Regions from separate parts of the Mus musculus genome. Here region 1 is linked to region 2. Evidence: chromatin contacts called from ENCODE Hi-C or POLR2A ChIA-PET data. All regions are on one chromosome and are shown on one strand. The core of a region is the stretch at or near the end of the contact, and the rest is flanking DNA. Distances in the headings are between cores, read along the strand shown. Region 1 overlaps Rasa3 (RAS p21 protein activator 3). Region 2 overlaps Rasa3 (RAS p21 protein activator 3).

Region 1 (6,865 bases), core at 319-2,818, 51 kb before region 2:
AGGTCATTCAGGACTTTGACCCTTAAACAGCTACTGATTGGCTCTGGGGCTGTTCTGGTGGGCGTGTGATCAGAAATGCTTGGTCCCGGGAAGTGATGTCAGTGCCTAGAGATACAGCTGTTCTGTGCAGGAGCAGTGAGACTGAGACAGAGGTGACAACCGCATTGCCGAGGGAGCTTGGAGACCAAGGCTGCTCTGGGAAGCCTGCAGACGAGAACCCAGGGGTGGGGAGGTTGTAGGTATCAGCAAGAGGGAAGGGGGTGTCCAGAGGTGTGTGAGCCGCAGAGCCTAGCATGTGCAGGAGAGTCCAGGGAGGAGCCGGATCAGCTGGGCACAGATGGCCACGTGGCAGTTGGGGCTTCCATGTTGGCTGGGATTAAGTTTGACTGAGACACCAGGAGGGTGGTGGGCCCTCATCTGAGTCGGTGAGGACTTGGATGTGGGTTTACTGGGAAGATTTCTTCCTGTGAGTGTTTTTCTGTCTGGGAACAGCTACATGGTAACGAAGGAGAGTCCTATCAGAGACATGTGGGGTGCATTCTGGGAGCTAGGTGTCCGGCAGCAAGCCATGTCAAGTGTCTGGCAAGAAGCAGGTGACGCTGAGTAGGGAGAACAATTCATAGATGTCACTGGAGGCAGGAGGATGACCCTGATCTGGCATCCATGAGTAAAATAGAATGGCTGGGTACCCTTCGGACCTGAGACTCTCAAGGGGGTTGGGGAGGAAGTCTGGGCGCTCAGGAGACATGCCAGGGGTTCTTGGTGGGAAGTGTTGCTCATGGTGCTTTCTCCTGAGTCTACTCTGTGTTCTCTGCTGCCGTGACTCTGGCAGCAGTGGAGTGAAGCCCGACACAGGGCAATGCACGGCAGGGCCTAGAAACACAGTACTGTTAGAGAAGTTGGCTACAAAGGGAATACATTTGTCCATTTATGTGAAGCATCCGTGGTATTGGTAACCCCACAGACAGGAAGGAGTAGTGCTGATTTCTGCTCTCTCAGATGATGAGGCCTCTCACACAGTGAGGCTCTGCTGCTCTGTGACACAGTCAAAGGTACAGACTTGACAAGGGAGAATTGTATCCTAGTGAATTACATCTCGGTAAAACATAATTGAAAATAAATAAATCTCAAACTAGCTCCTGTCTTTGGCTGACCATTGCTCTGCTGAAACTGTGACCAGAAGGAGTCATCTTGGGAAGGAAAGGGTTTGCTTGGCTCACAGTTCTGTGTCATAGTTCAGTGTCAAAAGCAAGTAGGGCAGGAACTTAAGCAGGGCGGGATGCTGGAGGCAGGAGCTGACACAGAGGCCGTGGAGGGATGCTGCTTACTGGTTCGCTCCCTATGGCTTGCTCAGACTTCTTTTTTATAGAGCCCAGGACCACCAGCCCAGGGGTGTCACCACCCACAGTAGACCGGGCGCGTCCCCATCCGTCAGTAATTAAGAGAATGCCCTACATGCCTGCCTACAGCCTGAGCTCATGGAGGCGTTTTCTTGATGGAAGGTTCCTTCCTCTCACATGGCTCCGGCCCATGTCAGGTTAACATGAAACTAACCAGCACAGATACCTTCTGAGGTCCACGGTGGCGGGGTCAGTGTGAGTGTGTGTGTGTGTGTGTGTGTGTGTGTGTGTGTGTGTGTGTGTGCACTCATGAGGACTCAGGAAATACAAAGTAATATTTACTTGGCTTCATGACTGACTCACCAAAGCAGATGAGGGCTTCTTGCCAATTTAGTTCAGCTTATTATCATTGGAGATGAAGAGAAGCCTGTGTGTGCCTCATACTTTATTTCCATGCCTGTAAGAAGAGGCAAAGGGAGGCTCTAGAATCCTGCAATGTATGTGCTGAGCTGGGAGGTGGTGGGGTGGGGGGGGGGTAGGTGAGGTGAGGGTATTAGAGGTGGTGTCCATCCCAGCTGGAGTACTGTGAATGTATGGGAGTGTCCTTGAGCCGAGCTTACCAAATGTCTGTCAGATTCCACTGGGTAGGTGAGAGAATAATAAAGCTAAAAATAAACTCCCAAAGACCTGCTTCTTTCTTCACTTTCTGGCTCCTTACAAAGATGAGGGATAGAGTGTGAACAGGTACAGGGAGTATGAAATCGAGTGTGGGTGGCGGCCACTGTCCATATGGAGGTAACTGCATTTCACACGAGGTCAGGGAGATAGCTTAGTTAGCAAAGTGTCTGCCTTGGGAGTATTAGGACCCAAGTTCGAACCCCAGAACCCACATCAAAAAGCTGGACATGGTGGCTCACGCTTTTATCCCTAGCACTGTGGAGATGGAGACAGATAGATTCCTGGGTCTCTGGTCAGCAGCCTAGCTAAGTTGGTGAGCCCCAGGGAGAGAGAGATCCTGTCTCAAAAATAAGCCAGATGGCTCCTGAGGAACGACACTCAGGATGGATCTCTGGCCTCCATGTGTATGTACACACACATCCGCCCACCTACACATGCATACAAAATAAAACTATAAAAAATTTTTTGCAAATGGCCCACAACATAGAATTCAGAAAACTGCGGCAGTAACCCATTCATCTTAAAGTGTACAGTTTCCACTAATCATCTGCTGCGATGTGCCGCTATGGATATCTAGTTAATCTTTTAAAAATTCACTCCCAGAACACCCTGTCATTTTCGGAAGCATCATGCATGCCTGTCCAGGTGACTGACTGTGGTTTGTCAACTCCTGCCTCCATAGGAACGTGGGCCATTCCCACCTGCTGGGTATTGTGGCTAAGCATAGCCACAATTTCGGTTCAGCACTTATAACCCTTCTTCTCTCTCCCTCCCCCTTCCTTCCTTCTCTCTCCGCTCTCTTCTCTCTCCCCATCCCATTCATTTCTTTCCTTATTCCTCCATCCCTCCCTCTCACCCTCCCTCTTCTCTCCTTCCTCTCCCTCCCTGCCCCCTCTCTCTGTCCTCTATCCGTGGTCCAGGGTTGGTACTCGTGTAACTGAGGCCCTGTGGGACCATTGTCTACTGCAACTTTGTCTCCTTTTGTCGCAGCAACAATACTCCGTGTTCAGTTTCTCCCCATTCTCTGCTTTGCTTGTTTGTTTGTTCTGTTTTTCTCTTTTAAACTGTAGCTGCCCTTTGTGCCCTGTGTGAAGTGTGATAGCTTGTGGTTTTGGGTTGAGATTTTGTAATGACTAATGACATTGACATTTTCTGTTTCTTTGAGGAAGTATTTGTTTAGGTCCTTGGGTCTCTCTCTCTCTCTCTCTCTCTCTCTCTCTCTCTCTCTCTCTCTCTGTCTCTGTCTTTCTGTCTGTCTGTCTGTCTGTCTCTGGCTTCCTTTGTTGAGTTGCAAAACTGTTTACAATTGAACTCTAGGGCTAGGAGTGTAGCGCTGTGATAGAACACTGCTAAGTTTGTGCAAGGCCCTGGCTTCTATCCACAGTACCAAACAAGCACATATACTAAGCTTCTGCCAGGCATGTGACTTGACAGTCACTGCTCTCCTGCTGTGGGTAGCCTTCCTATGTAGCCTTTGTACTGTGTGAGGTTGTTGTTCCCAGACACCAGTGCCGTTGGCTCTTCTTCACTTACCACTGCTTTCTGTGCGTTGGGGGCAGGGCGAGGCTGAGGTTGAATGCCCAGAGTGGGGGCAGCTATGCGGACATACCCTGTGTGTATGGGGGACAATTGTTCTGAGTTTCAAAGATTATAGGGCTTCTTGGGATTGTGACAACTAGGTCCTTCTTTGTCACCAGAGCCGTTTGTCTGACTATTCCTGCCTCAGTCTGTTGACATCAGGGAAGGGAGGAGAGGAGAGACAGGGGAGGGGAGGGGAGATAATTGTCTGACTATTCTTGCCTCTGTCTGCTGACAGCAGGGAAGTGGGGATAGGGACAGGAAGGGAGGGGGAGGGAAGGGAAGGAGGAATTTTATTGGCCCTTAATGAGAGCATGGCCTCCCCCTCTCTGCAGATGAAGCATGTCGCTGGTACAGTGTGACTGAGTAGCTACCCCTGTGTCTTCACCAAGGTTACACATGCATGCTGTCTCTTGCTGTACAGGAGTTTGGCATTACACTGTGTCCTCTCTGTGCTCAGAAGTCTCCCAGGAAGTGTCCAAGATAGCCTAGAGTACCCACAGGATGCCTGAGAAGCCAGACTGCCTTGTGTTCCATGAAAAAAACCTGGCTTTGGCTGGAGCAGTCCTCAGGGCCCCTTAAACCTGAGCAGTATGTGACTGACATCTAATTCCATAAGAGAGCATTCTAGTTGTGGCGCTGGGACATTTTGTCATTTGCCAGTAAATATTTAAATAGTTTTCCCTTCTTGTCAGAGGCTTATGATCAAATAGAAGCCATCCATTTAACATTGGTTCTAGATTTTTCTTTTCTTTCCCTTTTTTTTTTGTTTTTTGTTGTTGTTGTTGTTTTTTGTTGTTGTTGTTGTTGTCATTGTTTTTGTTTTGTTTTGTTTTTGTATCAGCTGAATTGAGGCCAGGTTCTGATGATTAGAAGACGGGAAAAGGTTTTGCTAAATCTTCTCGACACATCCAGTCCAGGACTCCTTCAGCTAATGGTGTGGAAAGGAGAAAGAGGAGAAAAGAGTTCCCCAAAATTAGAGGGTGAATGACCTCCAAGTGAAGCAGGCTTGTCACAGGAGGAAGCCCTTGTCCCCAGGTCAGGACTGGTGGTCCTGGCACTGTTTGCAATGAGCTGGTTGTTGGTAGAGAGTAGTCAGGTGGATGAGAAGCTGGCCCAGGGCTGGCCTTTGGTACCATTTTTATGGCTTGGCATTTGTCGGCAATGAGGGCAGGCCAGACAGGGATCAGCCACAGGCAAGTGGGATCTGTAGCCTGTGTGCACGGAGTCTTGCACAGGCTTCCGATATTGGGACCTTTAGCTCCCAACACTCTGGAGATAGAGGCAGGCGAACCTTGTGCCTTCTAATTTTGAGTTTGAGGCCAGCCTGGACTACATAATTCCAGGACAGCTAGGGCTACACAGAGAAATGCTGTCCCAGGGAAGGGGGGCGGGGGGGATGATGACAAATTTTTAATCAAAGGGAATGCTTACAATATAAACTACTATATAATTATATATGCATATATGTATATATACATTATATATTATATACTATATATGCACATATATGTATATTATATACTATATATGTGCACATGTAGGTATATATGTTTTATATACTATATGTATATATACATGTTATACCTTATATACTATATATGTGTGCATATATGTGTACATGCATTATGTATTATATGTATATATACATTTTATATATTATATACTATATGCATACATGTGTATGCATTATATGTTATATGTATATATGCATTTGTATATTTATACTATACATGTATATGTGTATATATAGTACATATAGTATACAATAGAATATGTAATACATATGTACACACACTATAAAATATACTATTAACAGTGCTTTGACAATGCTCTGTACTGCCTTGGGGAGGTAAGGGCTTCTAATTTGTCTTAGTCTCAGTGCCTCGTGGCTGGTTCCCCAAATGCAGTGTCTCCCAGATCGGCTCCTTGACTCAAAATCAACACTGCACATGGAGGAGGAGCTCTTGCTACATCTCTGTGACATCTTGTCTGAGATCTGTGGTTCCTCCAGAGATGGCTGTCAGGTCAGGGAGGGCTCTAGTGACCTCATAGCCCAGGAAGGTTGCCTAGGTTGACATACACCTAGGAACTTCAGTAAATTAGAAGTAAGGTCCACAAGACGCTGGGGAAATGGAGATTTTGATAATGAGTCTGATGTAGATGTCCCTAAACTATGGCTTCAGGGATCCCATTAGACAATTTGAATGCAGTCCCTGTCTGTACCTGTCCCTTGTCCTAAGGGGGAAGAAGAGCGAGTTGGGGAGAAGTGTTATGTATAAGTAGTTTAGATTGCTTACCAGGAAATGGCTTTAACTTTTGAATTAATGGCATAGGGTTAGAGATCTTCAAAAAAAATCTCTTTGTAATAAACAGACATATACCATAAATGGACACCATAGAGAGGCCATGGGAAACTGGTGCTTTTATCTGTCTAGCAATGTGGTCATTTAAATGAATTTTGCATCAGATTTTAATTCTAGGAATTTATCACACAGAAATGGAATCTATAGAGGTCTATTTAATTACTGCTTTTTTGGTAACAGCAGAAGATAGAAAATAACCAAAGTGCCCTTTACTGGAGAAGGTTAAGCCTCAGACCCCTCACGGGCTCTCTGCTGCAAGTGCTTACAGAGATGCGAGCCACTTGGTGCTTTTAAAGAGCCCTGTAATGGAACATTGTATGCAGGAGTATAAAAGGAAGCCAGTGTAAAACTGGAATTCAAACAGTGTGAAGCTAGCAAACGGGAGCCCCAAGCCAGGACCTGTGGGTGGTGGGGGTCCCAGTCTCCACCCTGGATGCGGTAGACGCTGGGGAAACAACTCAGAAAGGGGGTGGGCAGTGACGAAGTCGGGTGGATGGATGGCAGTGGCTGGCCAGAAATGTAGTGAGTGACTCGGACCACACCCCAGAGTGACACTTGGGTTTAAAAAAATGTCAATACTTTTTGTGTACAGGTGTTTTTGCCTGCACGTGTATCTGTGCATTGCGTGCACTCCTGCTGCCCTTAGAGGCCAGAAGAGGCTGTCAGAGCCTGTGGAGCACAGTCAGTTGTGTAAGTGGCCTTGTGTGTGCTGAGAATCGAACCTGGGTCTTTTGGAAGAGCAGCCGGTGCTATTAACCAACGAGCCATCTCTCTAGCCCACATGTTTGTGATTTACCATGGATTCCAGGGACCCCTGACCCAGAGTAGAGCATGACACCTGGTTCTCAGAAGACAGACGGATGGATGAAGCTGATGTTGTAGATGGGGATCAAGATATGTAAT
Region 2 (7,019 bases), core at 1,341-3,840:
TAACGCCCTCTTCTGGCTACCGCAGGCACTGCATGCACGTGACACACAGTAGTGCATGCAGGCAGAATCCCCACATACGTAAAAAGAAATAAATCTCAAAAAAAAATAATTAAAAAAAAATAAGTCTTCGCTGCTGTTGCTGGGCTGAGGGATAAGTAGGTCTCTGTAGGACTCGGTCCCTCTCTGGTGAGTGTGACACTAGAACTTCATTCACAGTGGCCGAGATAGGGAGGCGGCACCTCCCCTTAGCCTGACCTTTAAATGGTAACCGCCATCTTTGCTCCGCAGCTGTGGCTTGTTTTGAAAATGTCACATTTACAGTTTCTAGAAGGGCAGAGAGAGTGGCATTTGGGTTCTTGGATCCACCTGTTTTGTAATTTGTGGGAAGGAATCACACATTACAGCAGAGGGAACGGGGCCCACAAGAGAAACCATGTGTCACTAGAAGTGGAGAAAAAGACAGCTAAATGTCTTGCTTCCTTCTGGAACCAACGCTGTTCAGAGGTCTTTGATGAGCCGCTTTATTATATAGAACCAGCCACTTCTGCTGCTCCCTTCACAGAGACTCGTCAGCTACGGGGATGGCCCTGTCAGGAAGGCAGGGGCTGCAGCTGGCGTGGCGCCCCACAGCCTCCAGCATCCTCTGGTTCTGAATGGTATGGAGAAGGATGGCACTGGCCCCTCCCCTACTGCAACACCCCATATCTGTGTTTCTGAACTGGTTATGGACATGTAATGTATTCAGGACATATGGTATGTCACCCTAGATCTGCCATTCATACAGGCAAATACCATCTTGGTCAGAGAAGGGGTGGGCATGCCACCTCTCCCAGAGTGTTTGGGAGTGTGTCTTTAGTGTCAGATCATATAAAAGGTTGCCAGTGGTTGCCCATGGTCAAGGGCCACTTTTTTCTCTGGGGTTTTTGAAAGCATGGGAGCTGAGAAAAGTGTTGACTTCCTTCCCTGGCCCAGTCCTGCCTCTGGGTTTGTTTGCTTTTGTTTGTTTGTTTGTTTGTTTGTTTTGTGCGTGCCTCATCCGGTCTTGGCTACACAAATCTCACCTAGAGCCATCTCCACATTTCTCCCTGCCTTGGCCTAGTGACCACTCAGGCTGGTAGGGATGGTTTAGAGGGGAGTGTCCCTTAAGGAGCCACCCTCTCATGATGACCTGGCCAGGAGTCCTCTCAGTTTCATGAGGCAGCAATACATTCGAAATTTTGTTACCAGTTAAGTTTTTGGGGACACTAAGCAGAGATCTGAGCTGTGTCCATCTTCCTGGAGCCTTGACAGCCCCCTTCATAACAGCGTTGGCAGTCATTGTTTCCCAAAGTACACACCCTCGGTGTTAAGTGGGCCACAACCCGCTTGCTGCACAGGCGGCGTTCCTTTGCATGCTCAGGTTGGACACACCCTCACTGAGGTCTTGGGAAGTTGCGTCTTTCTCTTTTTGTTTGGGTAACCTGACTACAGGTCTATCGCTTCAACGATCTCTTCAGCGGATCTGTTTGGGGTTTTGATTTCCTCTCACTTCCTGCTTTTCAGATTTTGCTGTTTTTGGTGTGTGTGTGTGTGTGTGTGTGTGTGTGTGTGTGTTTGGTTATTTCTGCTTTCGGAGGATAACTCTGTCCTAATTTACTGATTCCGGGTCTTTCTCCTTCCCAGAACATGCATCCCACGAATCCTGCTAAGCTGTACTTTCATTTTCATTTATTTAAAAATACTTTTAAATTTGCCTTAAGACTTCTCTAACCAGAGTGATATTTGGAAGTCGTAATCTTCGTGTATTTGGAGGGTTTCTTTTGGTTACCAGTTTCTAGTCCGTCCCGTGAGTGCTGAGAGTGGACTCTGGTTTTCCCCCCATGTATCTGATGAATGATGCTGAAGGTACTTCCCTTGTCCCCAGCGAACTCAGTAGGGTAGTCCCTGCTGTGTGACAAGGTCTAGGAACTCCGATTAGCTCCTCTCAGGACCTCATACAGTGGAACCGGGCCACCTGTCACCGCCTCTGTTCTCGGACATTCTTGATATTCATCTCAAGGCTGGAGGGAAGACTTGTGGCACTTCCTTTCCAGGCCATGAAATAATGTTTCTCTCTCGGATCAGAGTGAATTCGGAGCCACCTGTCTGTCCTTCAGCAGGTCTTGAAGAGACGGAAGGCACCTGACCCTGTGCTGTAGGAGCTAACTGAACCAAGATATGGGACCTGGGAACAGAAAGTATGACTCTGAGGGCTGAAACACAGGTGTAAACCTGATGGGTTGCTGTGCACCACCTGACCACAGGGCAAGAGGCCCCTCCCAGCCTCCACCCTGACACCTCTCCCCATAGGCAACGCCCATCATGTGCAGGGCTAGAACCAGAGAGACTTCTGGCCACAGGCTTGCCTAGAGCACCTTCATGGTGCAGAGGGGTCATGGCGGTGGCGGCTGTTTCACCTCCTCCTGGCCTCTCCCAGACCTCTAGAAACGGAAGCCGCTGCTCACTGAGGTGGGAGCCGCCCTAGTGAGGAGTGTTTGTGCTGAGTCTTGGGGGCACCGCTAGTGTGTGGGAAAAACAGGAAACAGGAAGGCAGCTGCCATCAGCTGTGGGAGGTGGGGTCATCTACCTCACCCCAGTGCTTCTGCCTTTCAGAGGCTAAAAGATGAAATGAGCTCCATCCATCTGAACAGCTCACAGCTGGGTCCTAAAAATGGCCTGCTGGTGGTAAGGCCAACTTCAGGGGCCGGGGATGGCCACTGCAGCACCCGGCAAGCTCCAACAGTCATGGAATATGGAGCTACAAAACTCACTCGATATTGTGCCTCTTAGTGTTTGGAGGTTTCCTCATCACTAAACAGCCGAGGGCAGGGACACGGCGTGGGGAGAGCTGGTACCCACCTTCATGGTCCTTCTGTCTTAGTTACGGTTCCTATTATTTTGATTAAATGCCATGGCAGAAAGCAACTTGGGGAGGAATAGGTTTATTCTACCTTACCATGTGCAGTTCATCACCCAGGACAGGAACCTGGAGGCAGGAGCCAGTTCAGAGGCCATGGAGGGATGCCGCTTACTTCTTTGCACTTCATGGTTTGCTTAGCCTGTTTTCTTGGGACAGTCGGGGACAGCCAGACCCAGGGATGGCATGACCCACAGTGGGCTGGGCCCTCCTCCATCAATCAATGATGAAGAAAATGCTCCATAGGCTTGCCTACAGCCCAGTCCTGTGGCGACATTTCTCAATGGTAGTTCTCTAACTTTGTGTCAAACTGACCAAGACAACCCAGACGCCTTATGTCAGCATTTTGGGGTGGCAAAGGCAGGAGATCCAGAACTCACTGTCACCTCAGAAGCCTGAAAGAGTGTCCCTAGACATTTAGAGACCTCAGTTCAAGTCAAATCAGGATTTGTGGCGTCGATGCAAAAGAGGATTTCGTTTCAGGACTGGCTAGTATGAACTAGCGCTGGGATTTAATGAAGATATTTGAATATAGAATTAAGCACAAAGGTTAAGGGAAAGGCTTTCAGAAGGAAGACACGGGAGAGCGTGGGTGTGATCCTCTCACATGTGAGAGTGTTGGTGTGATCCTCACACTCCTGAAAGCATTTCATGTGGGGATTTCACAGTCACAGAAAGCAAACCACCCAAGTGTAGCTACTCTCTCTATTAGTAGGGTAATAGTTCATGACTGTCTTTGAAGGGATGCTACACCTAACTGAGGTCACTGAGGAGTCCCTGAGGGGCTCCCCACAGAATGACACTTGATAAGGTGAAAGTCTAGCTCACAGTGACAGACAGGTATGATGTCTTTACTGTGAACTAAGGTATCAGTTTTGGGCTCTCCTAGGCAAGGCCTTGTTTGAAGGCTCAGGAGCCCAAAGGTGTGATCCTCTCACATGTGAGAATGTTGGTGTGATCTTCACACTCCTGAAAGCATTTCATGTGGGGATTTCACACCCGCAGTCACAGAAAGCAAACCACCCAAGTGTAGCTACGCAAGAGGCCGTGGAGACTTTCTGGTTTAGCCTCCCCTTCTCTAATGACAGGCATCTTGGATTAACATTTGTGTGCACTTAACCCACGGGAGGTCCCACATCTCACGGGAGGTCCTACATCCCACGTGGATACTGCTAAGGAGCAGGGCCTACTCTCCTGATGCCTTTCCCTCTTCATCCTCATGGTGTGACTGTGTAGAGATAAACAAAGGAGGTTGGGGTTGCCAGCTACCTGTCACCCTTCTAGAAGCATTCATGAAAATTAACTTCATGGAGAATGAGACTTGAATGCTCTGGCCTCCCCATGGAGATCGCAGCCCTCTTGGGAGAGTCTTTCCTGCTGGGTCTCACTATAACATGCCCTGGACATATGCATTCGTAGCATTCCTAGGGGCCACATGTCTGCGTGTCCACATGTCCTTTTTTTATGCTTTTAAGCCCATTACCTCTCCAAGTCTGAGTTTCTAGGTCTGGCACCTTCTGGCACAAGTACCAGCCACTTGAAGGGCCACAGATTTCCCACAATCCTTGTCTGCTTGTGACACCATCCTTGTGCCTTACAGGGCAAGGTCCACCTGGAGCTGAGACTAAGTGAGGTCATTACGGACACTGGTGTCGTCTGCCACAAACTCGCTGCACGGTAAGTCACCTGGGGAACTGAGGACATACTGCGTTTCTCCAGAGGTGGCCTCTCTCATCCCTCCTGCCCCCCTGGAGCTGATGCTTACCCACCCCGGGCGTGATGTGCAGCTCCTGCAGGTAGCCTGACTTACTCAATCGTACTTCCTACTAATACTTCATACTTCATACCACACTTCAGCTGAGAAGGGGGCCCTGCTTTCCAGAGCTAGAAATAGAAATGAGCAGACATGCAGGGGGACTGGAGCAACAACAGTGAGGTCACGTGGGTGGGTATGGACACATGAGGTCACTCCTAGCTAGAGTTAATCCCTGGACTTAGCAGCAGAGCACTCGGCAGCACCTCTATAAGGGTAGCAGGCTCTATAGCTATCTGTGGCTCCAGGGGAATGTAGATAGACACATTCCACTTTGCATTCAGACTTCAGGTCGGCTCCACCCTGGCACTGTACACCAAGTTGAGACCTGCCCTTTCATATCATGCCCCTAAATATACAAGACAGATTCATTGCTTCCTCTCCTTCTATCAAGTGCTACTCCACTATAACAAGATGGCTTTCAGGTCTCAGAGGCGCCCCCTCTCCCTCCACGAGGGACTCAAGCTGTGTCTTGGAGAGTCTTCCATGTGGTTGGGCAAGTAGAAGTGAGCTCTGGTGATTAAGAATGCCACCATGTTTTTCTGTTACTGTAACAAAATACCCGAGGCCAGGCAACTTACAAAGAACAGAGACTTGTCCACCACAGTTAAGGCCTTGTGCTGTGTCCTAATACAGAGGAACACCCCACAGTGAAACTGACAACCGGCTGGCTACTGGCTGAGCCTTCATCTCGCTACCCTGAGTGTGGTGGCTGTGTTTCAGGAGCTGTAAGGAGGCCTCAGCCAAGAGAAAAAGTCTGTTTGCAATAAAGATATAGGAGAGTGATCCTGAGAAAAGGGGGTCAGAGACTAATCCTGCCGTGGCCACTGGACACACCTAGCCGCCTTCAGCTGTCCAGTAAAGATGAAAAGGGAAGGTTAGCAACCCCACCCCTCAGTGCAGCAGTGGGACCCAAGCTGCCCACGTAGGCTTGGTCAGGAATTAGTGTAGATGCCACCTTCCGAGACATCTCCGTATACTGTGTTTCCCTGTTGAGCTCCTCACTGGTAATATGGTGCCATAACTCAACATCCCCGCACCAACTCAGCGAAGGCACATCTTGAGGGTTCAGTTGAAGAGCAAAGCCCATGACTATTAAACACACAACGCCACAGTTCTTGTACTTTAAACTCAAGATTTGGGGACTTACTGGGTTTCCAATTCTTCCTTTCGGGACTGGAGACTTGGTGGACGTTTTCTTATTATTCTCATTCACACAGATATGTCCTTGTGGCAGAACCTTCCCCTAATGAGTAAAGATTTCAAGGGACCAATCACTGGGCGGGACAGAGGCGGGACTTCTGGGTGGGAGAGAGGAAGATGGGAGGCAGGAGAAAGATACTTTTCTGCCAGTGCCATGACGGCGGTAGCATGGATTACCATTTAATTTTCCACGCAACATGCCCTGTGTTCGTGAACCTTGATTCCTGAAAAGTTGGACTTAGACAAGTGCACAGTGTGGGGCTATCCCTGATTCTAAGCCAGATAAACATGGCTTCTGGATCTCAAGGATCCCAGATTTGGGCTGCAGAAGGCTTGGTGGTTAAGAGCATCTGCTGCTCTTGCAGAGGACCAGCGTTTCATCCCCAGCACCCACTCTTGGCTAGTTCACCAGCTCCGGAGCCAGGGAACCCTTAGTGTTCTTCTAGCCTCCTAAACTTCACAGAGGCTAACATCTGCCTCAAAGGCCAGTATCAATGGAGACGGGAACTAAAAACCAAGAGTCAGCCGAAAGCCTAGATACGGAACTCACAGGCCGGTGTAGGCAAATACTGGTGTCAAAATACATAGACAACCGTGATCCGTCACTGTAGATCTCCTGCCTATAGGCAGTTGTGGGATTCCAGGCTGAGAGCTTGCACTCCCAGGAGGCAAGAGGGGACCCATGAAGGAGTTATGAGTGCAGGCCTCTGAGCAGCAGAGGGCAGTGCTGGCCCTGGGTGACACGCTGGTACTTAGCTGTCTGTCACCTAGGTGCTTTGGAGAGGCTGTGATGGTGGTAGCCAGAGGGCTCGATACCCTAAGACGTAGTTTGATGAAGGCCACCTGCTTGGACCCCTGTCCTTCGGCAGCATTTGGTAACTGCTGATCCACATTCTTGCCAGAACTTGCCAGGCTATAGCACACCTGGCCCGGTAAGTACTGGCTTGGCACATCCTTTCCCTGACCACTGTCTTCTGTGTCTCAGCATCTTCGAGTGCCAGGGTCTCCCCATTGTGAACGGGCAGTGTGACCCTTACGCCACAGTGACGCTGGCCGGACCCTTCAGGC

The links. A loop is a pair of places that touch in the nucleus more often than their neighbours do. ChIA-PET counts read pairs that join two places held with the same protein, here RNA polymerase II (POLR2A).
Region 1: a loop to region 2 is called in a map of T-helper 2 cell, with 1.8 times the contacts of the local background. The contact joins two enhancer-like sites. A Hi-C loop is called at or near these places in 3 of 37 maps with a recorded cell type or tissue (T-helper 2 cell, heart and left cerebral cortex). POLR2A ChIA-PET finds 5 or more read pairs at or near these places in 1 of 5 experiments (Patski).

What each region holds. Positions count from the first base shown.
Region 1 is chr8:13,645,599-13,652,463 of GRCm38, reverse strand. The region is part of intron 1 of Rasa3 (RAS p21 protein activator 3); the gene reads left to right. Among named protein-coding and RNA genes, the nearest start is that of Rasa3, 29 kb to the left of the region's middle. Within about 2 kb of position 1,568, at least 1 of the 3 ENCODE cell types and tissues checked has a DNase peak (open chromatin) inside an H3K27ac peak, as active enhancers do; it is heart, where a contact is called at or near this core.
Region 2 is chr8:13,595,807-13,602,825 of GRCm38, reverse strand. It overlaps Rasa3 (RAS p21 protein activator 3), which reads left to right. Exons shown (of 24, transcript NM_009025.2): 5 at 4,536-4,612; 6 at 6,937-7,017. Among named protein-coding and RNA genes, the nearest start is that of Gm34795, 15 kb to the right of the region's middle. Within about 2 kb of position 2,590, at least 1 of the 3 ENCODE cell types and tissues checked has a DNase peak (open chromatin) inside an H3K27ac peak, as active enhancers do; it is heart, where a contact is called at or near this core.